3 separate regions of the Homo sapiens genome follow, and regions 2 and 3 are each linked to region 1. A link is a contact called in ENCODE Hi-C or POLR2A ChIA-PET data. All regions are on one chromosome and are shown on one strand. The core of a region is the stretch at or near the end of the contact, and the rest is flanking DNA. Distances in the headings are between cores, read along the strand shown. Region 1 overlaps SND1 (staphylococcal nuclease and tudor domain containing 1). Region 2 holds the start of ZNF800 (zinc finger protein 800). Region 3 has its middle 21 kb from the start of ZNF800.

What was found. A loop is a pair of places that touch in the nucleus more often than their neighbours do. ChIA-PET counts read pairs that join two places held with the same protein, here RNA polymerase II (POLR2A). Pooled maps may share reads with other maps.
Region 2: a loop to region 1 is called in a map of naive thymus-derived CD4-positive, alpha-beta T cell, with 4 times the contacts of the local background. The contact joins the promoter of ZNF800 here to the enhancer-like site in region 1. A Hi-C loop is called at or near these places in 1 of 168 maps with a recorded cell type or tissue (naive thymus-derived CD4-positive, alpha-beta T cell) and 8 of 50 pooled maps. POLR2A ChIA-PET finds 5 or more read pairs at or near these places in 1 of 52 experiments (activated T-cell).
Region 3: a loop to region 1 is called in a map of naive thymus-derived CD4-positive, alpha-beta T cell, with 2.7 times the contacts of the local background. The contact joins two enhancer-like sites. A Hi-C loop is called at or near these places in 1 of 168 maps with a recorded cell type or tissue (naive thymus-derived CD4-positive, alpha-beta T cell) and 3 of 50 pooled maps. POLR2A ChIA-PET finds 5 or more read pairs at or near these places in 2 of 52 experiments (activated T-cell and naive thymus-derived CD8-positive, alpha-beta T cell).

Annotation. Positions count from the first base shown.
Region 1 is chr7:127,856,470-127,860,307 of GRCh38, reverse strand. All of the region lies in intron 12 of SND1 (staphylococcal nuclease and tudor domain containing 1), which reads right to left. It also overlaps the pseudogene LOC100196944. Among named protein-coding and RNA genes, the nearest start is that of SND1-IT1, 140 kb to the left of the region's middle. Within about 2 kb of position 2,112, at least 2 of the 41 ENCODE cell types and tissues checked have a DNase peak (open chromatin) inside an H3K27ac peak, as active enhancers do.
Region 2 is chr7:127,390,499-127,394,336 of GRCh38, reverse strand. ZNF800 (zinc finger protein 800) reads left to right here and starts at 1,629. Exons shown (of 6, transcript NM_176814.5): 1 at 1,629-2,277; 2 at 2,722-2,840. The coding sequence starts at 2,780. RefSeq lists enhancers at 830-959, 1,700-1,829, 1,674-2,174 and silencers at 1,270-1,669, 2,070-2,469.
Region 3 is chr7:127,411,948-127,415,785 of GRCh38, reverse strand. No RefSeq gene overlaps it. Among named protein-coding and RNA genes, the nearest start is that of ZNF800, 21 kb to the right of the region's middle. Within about 2 kb of position 1,670, at least 4 of the 41 ENCODE cell types and tissues checked have a DNase peak (open chromatin) inside an H3K27ac peak, as active enhancers do.

The sequences.
Region 1 (3,838 bases), core at 863-3,362:
AAACTTGTGGCTTCATTGCTACTGCTTGTCTCACCCATAAACATTCCCACCACTGAAATCCCCTCTACCAAGAACCTGAGAAGGGGTTTGAAGGAATTTTACATTACCAAGAAGACACACATTAAGGAAGCATAATGTTGACAGTACTGTTTATGCCACTTTCAAAAAAGGCCAGCTAAGGGCCTTAGGAAAAGAGGTTAACTGACTTGCAAGGTCACACTTTAACCTGGAGGCAGAGCTAGAAATAACCATCTCCCCATTGGCCCCTCCACCGCTCTGCCATCATGTACATCTTCCAAACAGAGATGGTATTGAAGAAATTAACAGAGCTGTAAAAGTGATCTGAGAACATAAACATCTGTAATGTCTTTCTTATTCCTCCTATTACCTGTATCTATGCTGCAGACCTAATCTGAGAGCAGAGAAGATTGTTGGTTTTGGCCCCTCCTGTTTCCTTTAGACTCCCTTTCTCAGTGGTTAGCAATATTGGGTGCACATCAGAATCACCACTTAAAACACTAATGCCAGACCCCACACCAGACAAATAAAACAAGAACCTCTAGGGGTGAAGATTTACACTGATAAAACACCAAGCATCAGTACTTAGATTTTAATTTTGGGCATCACTATTTTTTGTAAGTGCTCCAGGTGAGTCTATCAAGTTTTATGAAAAACTACCCAGACAGAAAACTTCAGCTAATACTACTCTCCTCAAGAAATCAAGGGCCAAGAATGATGTAACACAACCTAAGGCCCCAGAATCATAAATGTGTCATATCACCTGGCCTTCCCAAAGAACACGACCCTGAGAATTCTGGGAAGGGAATAGAGCAAACTTTGGTATTATTTCAGGAACAGCAAACTCATTCCTATTGGTTCTATTTAGGTCACAGGAAGCCAACCAATCAGTTGTGGTAGCAACCAGAGAAAAGATTCCTCCTCTTTGTCTCTGCAGAATAGAACTGCCAACTGGCCATGCTGTACTTCCTAGGCAGCTGTGATGACAAGAGCCCCCTGCAAAACGTAGACATTAAGTAGGGGTGGGGAAGGGTGGCTCTCTGTGTCTCTGGGAAATAAGGATAAATAAGCTAACTTGTGGCCATTATGACAAAACCAAGCCTACATATCCATATTATTGGCTTGACATTAAACATCACTTAACAACAAAACAAAACCACCCCCCCATGCAAACACATATCCCAAGACAGAAAATTACATAATGGCATCTGGAATGATCTGCTCTGACAGTGAAAGCAGAACCAGCCAAACCAATGAGGTCTAGAAAGGTCCAAAATGGAGAGAGGCAGCCCCAGAGAGTCATTTTCACATCCCCTGTAGTTTATGTAAATGCAGGTATACATAAACAACGTTTTGTTCAGAGGAAGAAACTGAAGTAATAGTCTAGATTCTAGACGACCATCATTCTACTCAGAGAAATACCACGCCACTGCTAACTGGAAGTATAACTACGTTCTTCTACCAAATCTAATCATTCTAGATAAGAACAAATTTGTCAGAAGATACTTGTTTCAGCACATGTTGCTTTTTAGGGTAGAAGGTCAAAATAAGTTTTATTTCATATTGGTCAGAAAGGAAAAAGACGTCCAGGAAGAGGAATTCCACTACCTGTCCATTATGGTTTATGGCCTACATACTAGCCAGCTGGCATCACAGGAGCAGGAGAGTGGTGTTTTTGTTCCCTAGAGTCCATTAGCAACTGGACCAAACCCAATGTCAGTGTTGCTAAGGTCCAGATTGTGGCAGCTGCTTTAGATCTGCACTGCATAAACAAAGTACAGAACTTCTGCAGGTAAAAGCTCTAGAAATGAGACCCCACGCCAGGCCTCAGACTTGGAAGAGGAGGACAGCTTGGGCCAGACCCCAGTGAGTGCCCAAGCCTTCTTGGAGGGACTTTTGGAGCTCCTATTGCCTAGAGAGACAGTGGCTAGGGCACTGAGGCATCTGGGGGCCCGAGGAGGAGGCAAAGGGAGCAGCAAGGGGCCTGGGTGACCCAGTTCCCCGCAGTGCCCGGACCGGCTCTCCGAATTGGCCGACCAGATGGTGGCCCAGGGAAACCTTGGCATGTACCAGGAAACGAGGGAACAGTTGGCCATGCGGCTGAAGGGTTTGGGGTGCCAGGCCCTAGGGACCCCACAATCCCACACCCCCACACTCCCTAGACATGTTCGCTGAGGAAGTGGCAGAGGGGGAACTGGAGACCCCAACCCCTACCCAGAGAGGAGAAGCAGAGTTGCCAGGAGATGGTCTGGTGGATGTGATGTGGGAATATAAGTGGGAGAACCCGGGGGATGCCGAGCTGCATGGGCCCTTCACCAGCGACCAGATGCAGACCTGGGTGAGCGAAGGCTACTTTCCTGATGGTGTTTACTGCCGGAAGCTGGACCCCCTTCGTGGTCAGTTCTACAACTCCAAACGCATTGACTTTGACCTCTACACCTGAGACTGCTGGGGACCTAGTTTGGTGGGCCCTTCTTTCCTGAACTTTGTGGAGGAGGTCCAAGTGTCTCAGGCAGTGAGGAAGTTGGAGGCCATTTTTCAGTCAATTTCCCTTTCCCAATAAAAGCCTTTAGTTGTGGGGCCTTGGCTGTGCTGATGGCCAGAAGCGAGGGAACCTCTCCACAGCCCCTTTGGACTCGCCTTGGTCCCTGAGTGTTTGCTCTTATGAAAATCCTCCTTGGAGGTGCCTGTCAGGGGTCCCGTGGCCTCCCTGCCTGGACTCTGCTTGCCAAGTAAACACCCCCAACTGTGCTACGAAGAAAAAAAAAGAAACCTCACTTACAAAACTAAGTGAAAACAAAAATACATTTTTAAAAAAGTGTTCTTTGGGAGGGCGAGGCGGGCGGATCACGAGGTCAGGAGATGGAGACCATCCTGGCCAACATGGTGAAACCCCGTCTCTGCTTTAAAAAAAAAAAAAAAAAAAAAAATTAGCCGGGGGCGGTGGCGGGCGCCTGTAGTCCCAGCTGCTCGGGAGGTTGAGGCAGGAGAATGGTGTGAACCTGGGAGGCAGAGCTTGCAGTGAGCTGAGATAGGACCACTGCACTCCAGCCTGGGCGGAAGAGTGAGACTCCATCTCAAAAAAAAAAAAAAAAAAAAAAAAAAAGTGTTGACATTTTTCCTAAGAATTGGAAACCAGAATATTTTTTAACTTAATGATTCATAGTTCTAGTACAAGCAATAAATAGGTCCAGCAAAAGTTTAAGGGCTTTGAAATTCTCTCCTTCTCTTTGGAAAGGAAGGGGTATTTTTGGTTTCTTGCTTTGAAAGACAGTAAGCCACTACAAAGACTCTGTGGTTAACCTTCACTCAATGATCTGATCTTTCCACAGCTGCAGAGGGTGCTAAGTGACACAAGAAGCAATATAAACATTTCAGAGGGAAATTTCTGAAAAAGTGGTGACAGGAATAAATGAATTGTTTAGTTGCTTCTTGGTGTAAAAAAAAGAAAAGGTGATTTTGTAGTCAATGCCAAAATGATCCCTTTTTCATTGGGAAGGAAGAGGGATGGTATGAGAACTGTAATATAGTTCCCATTGCTACTGACCTAATGCGTGATGGCTTATAAACCACATTTTAAACACAATAGATAAAGCAACAGTCTGCTGAATCCCAGTTTATATGTAAGCAGATATATTAGAAAGTCAGAAGACTCCATGTAAAACCAACAATGGAAATCTGATAGAAGGCAGTCCACCTCCCTTTATGAAGCTAATGCTCTTAAACATCTCCCAATCCTACCATACATACTCACCTCCAAGATCGCAATATTTGCTAAATCCTTCCAAGTTCCTTTTGTTTCCCTGTTTAAAACACATTT
Region 2 (3,838 bases), core at 380-2,879, 470 kb after region 1:
ATAAAATAAAAATCATTCATAATTGCACTGTTACAGCCCACTGTTAAAATATCACATTTCAAAATACTTCTTTTTTGTTGCTTAAGCATATTCCATACAACTAAATTTTATATAAAATGTGATTTTTATTGGCTGCATAACAAACACTATCACAGAAGTATCATAACTTATTTTACATTAATTTATAAACTGTGGCATTTCATATTTTAGTTTCACGTTGGGTGATGCCTCTTAACTATGGGACAGATATATATGATCATACCACTTATGTGACTAGTTAAAGATCACGTTTCTATCCCTTTCTTGTCATCCCCTAGAATCAAGCTGCTGCAATCCCCGGAGACCTAATGCAAACGCTTCACCTCCTGGACCCAAGCCATCCCGCCCCCCGCCCCCGCCTCTCCCGTAGCTGGGACCACAGGCACGCGCCATCCTGCCCGGCTAATTTTTTTTTATTTGGTTGAGAGGGCGTTTTGCCATGTTGCCAGGCTGGTCTCTAACTCCTGGGCTTAAGCGATCCTCCCGCTTTGACCTCCCGAAGTGCTGGGATTACAAACACCAGCCACTGCGCCTGGCCCAACATTTTTAAAGTAACAAATGTATCAATTTACAAACTTTCCTTTGGATTTTGAAAACTGAACTTTTTCTCTTCTAAACAAAGTCTATCTACTGAACTTCAGTTTTTTCAGGACCCCGCACAATGGCAGCTTAAGTTGGACCAACTGGAAAGGTTTTCAGTGGATCTTGGGGAGGATCGGAGACAAGGCGAATGGGCTTTATTCTCTTAAAATTTCCTGACGGGCGGTGGACACATATTTGCTTGATGTCACCAAGAGCAAGAATTACGTTCCAGGAGCTGGGAGGAAACAACGGAGGCGGCTCTCTCGCCCCCAAGAAGCGGCCCTTGGTTGGCAGAATTTGACAGATGACTGGGATCTTCGAGGATTTTCCAAGCAGGATCGGGGCGCAGAAGAGGAGGGAAAGTGCGTGAGCCCACGTGACCCAACTCCACTTTCAAGTTTGAGAAGCGGAGCTGCCAGGATAAATACCCATCTGCTACCAATAGATGCTTTCCCTCCCTTGGGCCTGATAAAAGAATCCCCAAGTTCCGGGAGGCATGCTTCGAAAATTGTTGGCAGGAAAAAAATGTTCAACTTTTGCCATTTAGCAATGCACTGACAGCCTTTTGGGGATCATCACTACTTATGGCTCATACATCTGCCCACCGCTTCCTAAGTCCTCTCCCAACCCTCCCCGAGTTTCAGTTCCACTGAACAGAGAACAGCGAGAGCAACAGTTTGGTGGCCGAGCAGCCCGTCTCCGTGGGCGCGCACGCCGCATCGCGGGCCTCACACCTCACTTTGGGCTTCGGCTCTCGGTCGGCCCGAGACTCCGGCCGCGGCCCTGGTGTCCCCCGCCCCGGTTCCCTCCCCTCGGACACGGCCCTCGCGCCGGCGGCCCCGGTCCCCTCCCCACCGGCCGCGGCGGGCACAGCGCGTCGCCTACCCACAGGCGGGGGCGCCGGCCGGGCGCATGCGCGCGGCGCTCCCGGGCGTGCCGGCCACACTCCCCCCACCCACTCGGTGAGCTTGTCACTTCCTGCCCTCGCCCCATCTCCGTCCGGGGTCAGTCAGTCGCTCCCTGTCGCTGCCGGAGAGTCTCTGCTTCCCCCTTCCTACGCGCTCCGCGGCGGTAGCTCGGGCTCTCCGGAGGAGGGGGCGACAGAGTAAAAGAGAGGCTGACTTAATAAAGTTTCCTGAAACAACAACTACCACCGAAAAGGCCCAAGGTTGGGGGAGACCCCCATTTTTCTCCGCCCCTCTCCTAAAGCCTGAGGGACCGTTGCAGGTGGAGCGGCGCTGGTGGGACCCGGGTTGCGGCGGCAGCCGTTGCCCCGGCGAGGGAAGCCTCAGGTCCTGCCCGCTCCGGTTCCGGCTCCTTCGGTGGTGGCGGCGGCAGCTGCTGCCGGGCGGTTCCTCCTGTCAACTGCCTCCGCCCGCGCGCCTCCCGCCTAGCCACACAGCGCGGAGGACGCCGTGAGCCGCCGCCGCAGTCGTCTCGGCCCGCGGAGGGACGTGGTGAGCTGTGGCGCTTCCGCGTCAGCGCCGGCGGGGACTCTTTGGGAGCGCGTCGGGCCCGAGTCCGGGTTCCCCCGCGTGGTCAGCGGAGGCTGCGCCAGGTGGGGCCCGCAGCCGCCTCCCACGCCAGGCTGTCCCCGCGGCCGCCCGGCCTGCCTTCCTTCCTTCCGCCCGCCCGCCGGCCCGCCCTAAGAGTTGAGTAAGTTGGGCGCACTTGGTTGTGGGGACGGGGTCTCCGCCAGGGAGACCCCAACGCACGTGCGTAGCGGGAGGGCGCGGCGTGGGCCAGCAGCCGGCGGGAGCGGCACCTCCGTAGTCCCGGAGCCCGGCGGTGCCCGCCGCGCTCTGCGCTCCGTTTCCGCGCGCCCGCCCGGGACGGCGAGGCCGCAGCCGCCCGCGCTGCCGGCCAGGCCTTCGCCCTGCGCTGCGCACCCGAGGCTGCGTTTCCGGGTAGGGCGATGAACCTGTGTGGGGAGTTTGGGCTGCAGGAGGGTTTGTGCGTCTTTCTGTTTTCTTTTCGAGAGGGAGGTGCGGGTCCGTGGAGGGAAAGCGGAGAGCTGATGATGGGAACGTATCTGGAAAATGCAGCCAGTGCCCCCCAGGAAGTTCAGGGCGAGTGACGGGTTTGTGCTTCTTTCAACAGCCACGCCGCAATGAAGAGCTTCTTACAGTGAAAGCAAAGTAGGTCGAGTCCACTGAAAATGCCTTTAAGGGACAAATACTGTCAGACTGACCACCATCATCACGGATGCTGTGAACCAGGTAGACCCCTCTTCGTCCGCAGTTGCTTTGCCCTCCATCAGAGCCACTCTGCCTTCTCTTTTTTTCTAGCTTTTTTTCCTCCTGCCCCAGTAGTCATTCTTAAGCAGGCTATGATATTCCCTAGCATAAGCCAGTTATGAAGCTAAAAGCTTGTACAAACAAGAGGTCTCCCCTGCTTGATCCCTTAAAAAAAAGTACTGCAAGTGTCACCTTAAATCATTTCCACAAGATCAGTCGCTCAGTCTTTTTTCTTTCTTTTTCAAGGCATCCTGCAGTTAATATACTCCTATGGTCTGTAAATGTTTAAAATTGAAGAGAAAGGAAAACATAGAATACTAGATTTGTTGTCGTGAAATTGTTTCACTGAAACTTTAAAAATTAAAAGTTTCTTAGGCATTTTAATCAGCAAGTAGTTCTGAAAGTCTAAAAGTGAGTTTAGTTTGGGTTTTAAAAGTTTGTTGAACTCATTGGGAGAATCAGGTTTTGCTAAGCGCAACCTTTAAAAAAATATCTTGGGCAGAACATATTATATTGCGAAATAAAAGAGAAATCTCTTTTTTTATTTAGGTAGAATACATAATTATTTCCAGGGTATTTTATGGAATGAAACTTGCTTTAGTTGAATTTATCATATGAAAAAGTTTTTCGGAGTCTCATGAAGAATACTAGCAAACTTTAATTTGATAAACTTGATATACTGTTGACAGTTCTACTTAGAACTTTGATATGCTTTGTGACAATCATTAAAAGGTATAACTTAAAAGGGAATCATTGAATGCATACCATCACTAAATCAAATAAAGGCTAGGCTATTCTAGTTTAAAGGCGGATGTTTATCATTATTTTTGACCTAAAAGTTATTAGATTTTTAATACATTTGCTTGCTTTTTGTTGGAGTATTTTAACTGCACTTATGTACTTGGATTTTATCACAGTAGAGTTCATTTTAGGTAATTTTCTGATTAATGGAAAAAAATGTTATCAGTAGAAGGGAAGAG
Region 3 (3,838 bases), core at 421-2,920, 440 kb after region 1:
CCATTTAGCTGTTAGAGGATACCACCTAATATGAGACGATCATAAGATGGAAAATGCATGGTTTTGTACAGTTTAATGATAATATCATTTCTTTAATGATAAAGTAAGTCTGAAACTCAGGACACAAATCTGGATCTTCTCACTCCAGATCTTCTCACTCCAAATCCTATACTCTTTGCAGGATGTTTTGGTGTCTCTTATGATGACACATGATTGAAGAAATACCACAAAGATCTACTTGTATGAAAACATTGTTCCCTTTTCTGTGGAGTCCCTGCACCTGGGGTTTAATGCTCTGTGGCTGCTGTCTTAAAACTTCAATAATTTTATATTTGATTTTGTGTTTTGCAAGTGAAGTCTGATAGGACAACGGAGCATTTGCTGGAGACATGGGGCCTAGACTTACCCAAAGTGCTGCCTCCCTACCTCCCCTGGACAGGTTCTCTGGCTGCCTGCTCTCCAGCCCCTGGTGCCCTAGGCCTGCCCTGCTATCTCCTTCCTAGTCTTACCTATGACCAGTGCCGCCCTTTGCCTGGGCCAGGAACCAGGTCCCGGGTGCAGGTGCAAGGAGGGCCAGAATCTGGTGCATGCCCTGTGGTATCTCAGGGCAGGACAAGGTGGCAGCTGTCTCCATCACAAGCTTGACACCATTTCACATTGTGAAATGACACAATCCATTTCACAGGTGACTTGGTGGAATCCTCTTGAACACACCCGATCCAGGCACTGAGCATATATTGACATGAAAGTGACAGTCCTTTGGGGTTGCCTGTTGCCCCGGGGTTGGGATGCTGACCATGGGGCCCTGCATTTTCATTTTGCACTAGACCTTGCACATTATATAGCTGACCTTGCCTGAGATTCCCAACTAAAGCCACTATGCTGAATTATATAACAGGGCCATCCCCATTGTCTCCAGAAGTTCTTTCTTTTTGACACATAGATTTACCTAGAAGGTATGGAAGGATCCTGGGTAACTCCTTTATCTGTCTTCCACTACCACATTAGTATGGATCGATTCATGATTTTGCTAATTGTGATCAAAGAAGGCAACTTAGTCTGATCCTGAGGAAATCCAGGGCTGTCAGATTTCTGCAAGTAAACTCATGATAACAAATCCTGAGTGATAGAGGCAGTCTGGGCCAAATTGCAAGGCTGAGGCAGAATAGCTAGAGGACCTCAGAGGATCCTGGCTGGAAAAGGCAAATGAGACACAGTGAAGTGCCCCAGGCATGCTGTGCAAGGAGAGGAAACACAAGAGTGGAGGGAAAGGGGATAGGCAAAAAGGGAATTCTCCTTTGCCTGACGACTTTGCTTGGGCTGAGCTTTGCTTTGAAGATTCTTAACCTTGAGGAAAATGGCGGCTGGAAGGTGAGGTGTGTATCAGCAGTGTTTATAGGCACAAATCTAAAAGAATCTTTGAAGTTTGCCTGGTAATTTTGCATATTCTTCTATGACAAGTAGTTGTAGCTCTATTGGTATTATGTTACCCCTCACACAAAAACAAGCCACTCAGAGTAACTTATAGACACATAATTGTGCCAGACTTCTGGTGTTTTTCTACTTCAGTATCAAGAAGAAAAATAAGCAGGAGGACTAGAAATTGAAACTAGAAGTTGTGGTTGCTATACCACTATTCAAAACCACTATTTTACTTCCTTTTGTATAGCCATACTTTCACAGACAAGGCATTACTGTTTTTAGCAAAAAGGTGTTTTGAGTTGGATCATGTTTCCGCCCCCAAGAAATTTATATGTTGCGTTGTGAACCCACAGTAACTGAGAATGTAACATTATCTGGAGATAGGGTCATCACAGAGTAATTGCTTAAGATGAGGTTATACTGGAGTAGGGTGTGTCCCGAATTTAATATGACTGGTGTCCTTAAAAAACTGGGAAATTTGGACACAGAGATACATACACACAGGGGAAATACCATGGGAAGATTGGAGTTCTGCTCCCACAGCAAAGGAACTACCAGAAGCTAGGAGAGAGGTCTGGAACAGATCCTTCCTTAGTGCCTTCAGAGGGAGTATGGCCATGCTGAGGCCTTGGTTTTTTACTCCTAGTGTCCAAAACTATGAGACAATACATTTCTGTTGTTTAAGCCACTCAATCTGTTTGGTGTGTTGTATTGCAGCCCCAGAAAAGTAATATAGTAGGCAGAAGTATTGCTGAATCTGTAAGATAAGAAGTCTTGTTTCATAAAGATTCTCCATTTTATTAGGAAGTGACTGATTCAAACAAGAGAAAAGAAACAGGAACCATGTGTCACTAAGGTATACAGAATAAACCAGCAATTTCAATAATATAATCCGCCAGTAGATGACTCAAAGAACCCTAAATCTTTCTATTTTAGTTACAGTTCTTAAAGAATCACAGAACCCTCTGTCTGAAATGGACAAAGAAATCCAGTACTCCTGTCCTCTCTATTTCCAATAGACATAAATATATTGAATATTTCCCATGAAAAGATTCTATGATCCTTCTCAGAAATTTTTCTTGCTGGTCATTTGGACTTAGTTATTCCATATCTACAGTTTATACACATTTTCTCCCCAAAATGATTCAAGGCAGTTGATGACCCTATTTCTCTCTAGTCTGGAAAGTCATAGCCATGTTGGTGGCTGGATCAATAATACAATCTTCATTAAACCATTTACAGGGACCAATGTGACTCTTCTTGCTATAAAACCAGGTAATGATTATAGGAGATGTCTTGATATTGGATTTAATTCAACTTTATTGAATCATATATTAAAACAAACACAATGGGAAGATTCAGGGAGAGAAGGCAAGATGCATAAAGCCTCCGTATTTTCCAGTTCATGCAGCAGCAACTAGACTCCTCCCGTTCGAGTCTCTCCCTTTATTAATGAGATGTGCAGAGCCCCAGACCACAGCTGAGCAACTATGTTACTTGAAGATAATCAATATATAAAGTTAGGATATAAAGGAGCTAGATTCTTAACATCATTCCTTCACAGCAGCTGGAGATTATCGTTGCTTCCCACCCTGCTTAAAACATTTATAGCTAGCAATCATTAAAATAATACATTTGAATCTGCCCTTAAATCATGAGTTTTATTGTCTTCCCCCTCTGAAGCTTAGCCTTGAGGCTCACTGCAGTGGGAATGAGAGAATAGTTACTTGACTTCTTTAATCATGAAACTAGGCTTGGGCTACAGTTTATTACCTAAATTCCTTTAGCATATCAAGAACCAAGCCTACTCACCTGAGATCATCGCGCCTGCCATAGTGCAGAGAAAATGTCCTTTTCTTGTGTGACAGCCAGCCCGTGAAGCTTGCAGCACTGGCTTGGATAAAGATACAGTGTTACCAGTGATTTTTAACCCAGAGTCCCATTTTCATAACTAATGTTTTGTAATACCTCCTTTCTAATTCTGAAATGAAAGTCATAGGTAACAGAAATTATCTCTACATATAATTTTCAAAAGTCAACATAATAACCTAAGCCTAATACAAAAGAGACATAGAGGGAAAGCAATTTGTTATAAAATAATAAGTCTTTCAATGTGTAAATGCCTGGGCATGTCTAGACTAGAAGATATAATGAAGCAGTTAGATGCTTCTCTCTTATAATGAAAAAGTTTGAATTTAAGAGAAGTAAGAAACTCTTCTATATAAGAAATACAAGAAAATGAAAGAGCAGAAGTACAATGGAAATGAAAATGTAAACTAGAATTAGGATATGTAATAAAAGATCAGACTTATTTGTATGTGATAAGAGAAAGAGGGGAAATAACCATAATTGAATTGTGGATAACAGCCGAGAAAAATTACAGACAGTTGAAAAGGAGAAAATGAGGAAGTATGAT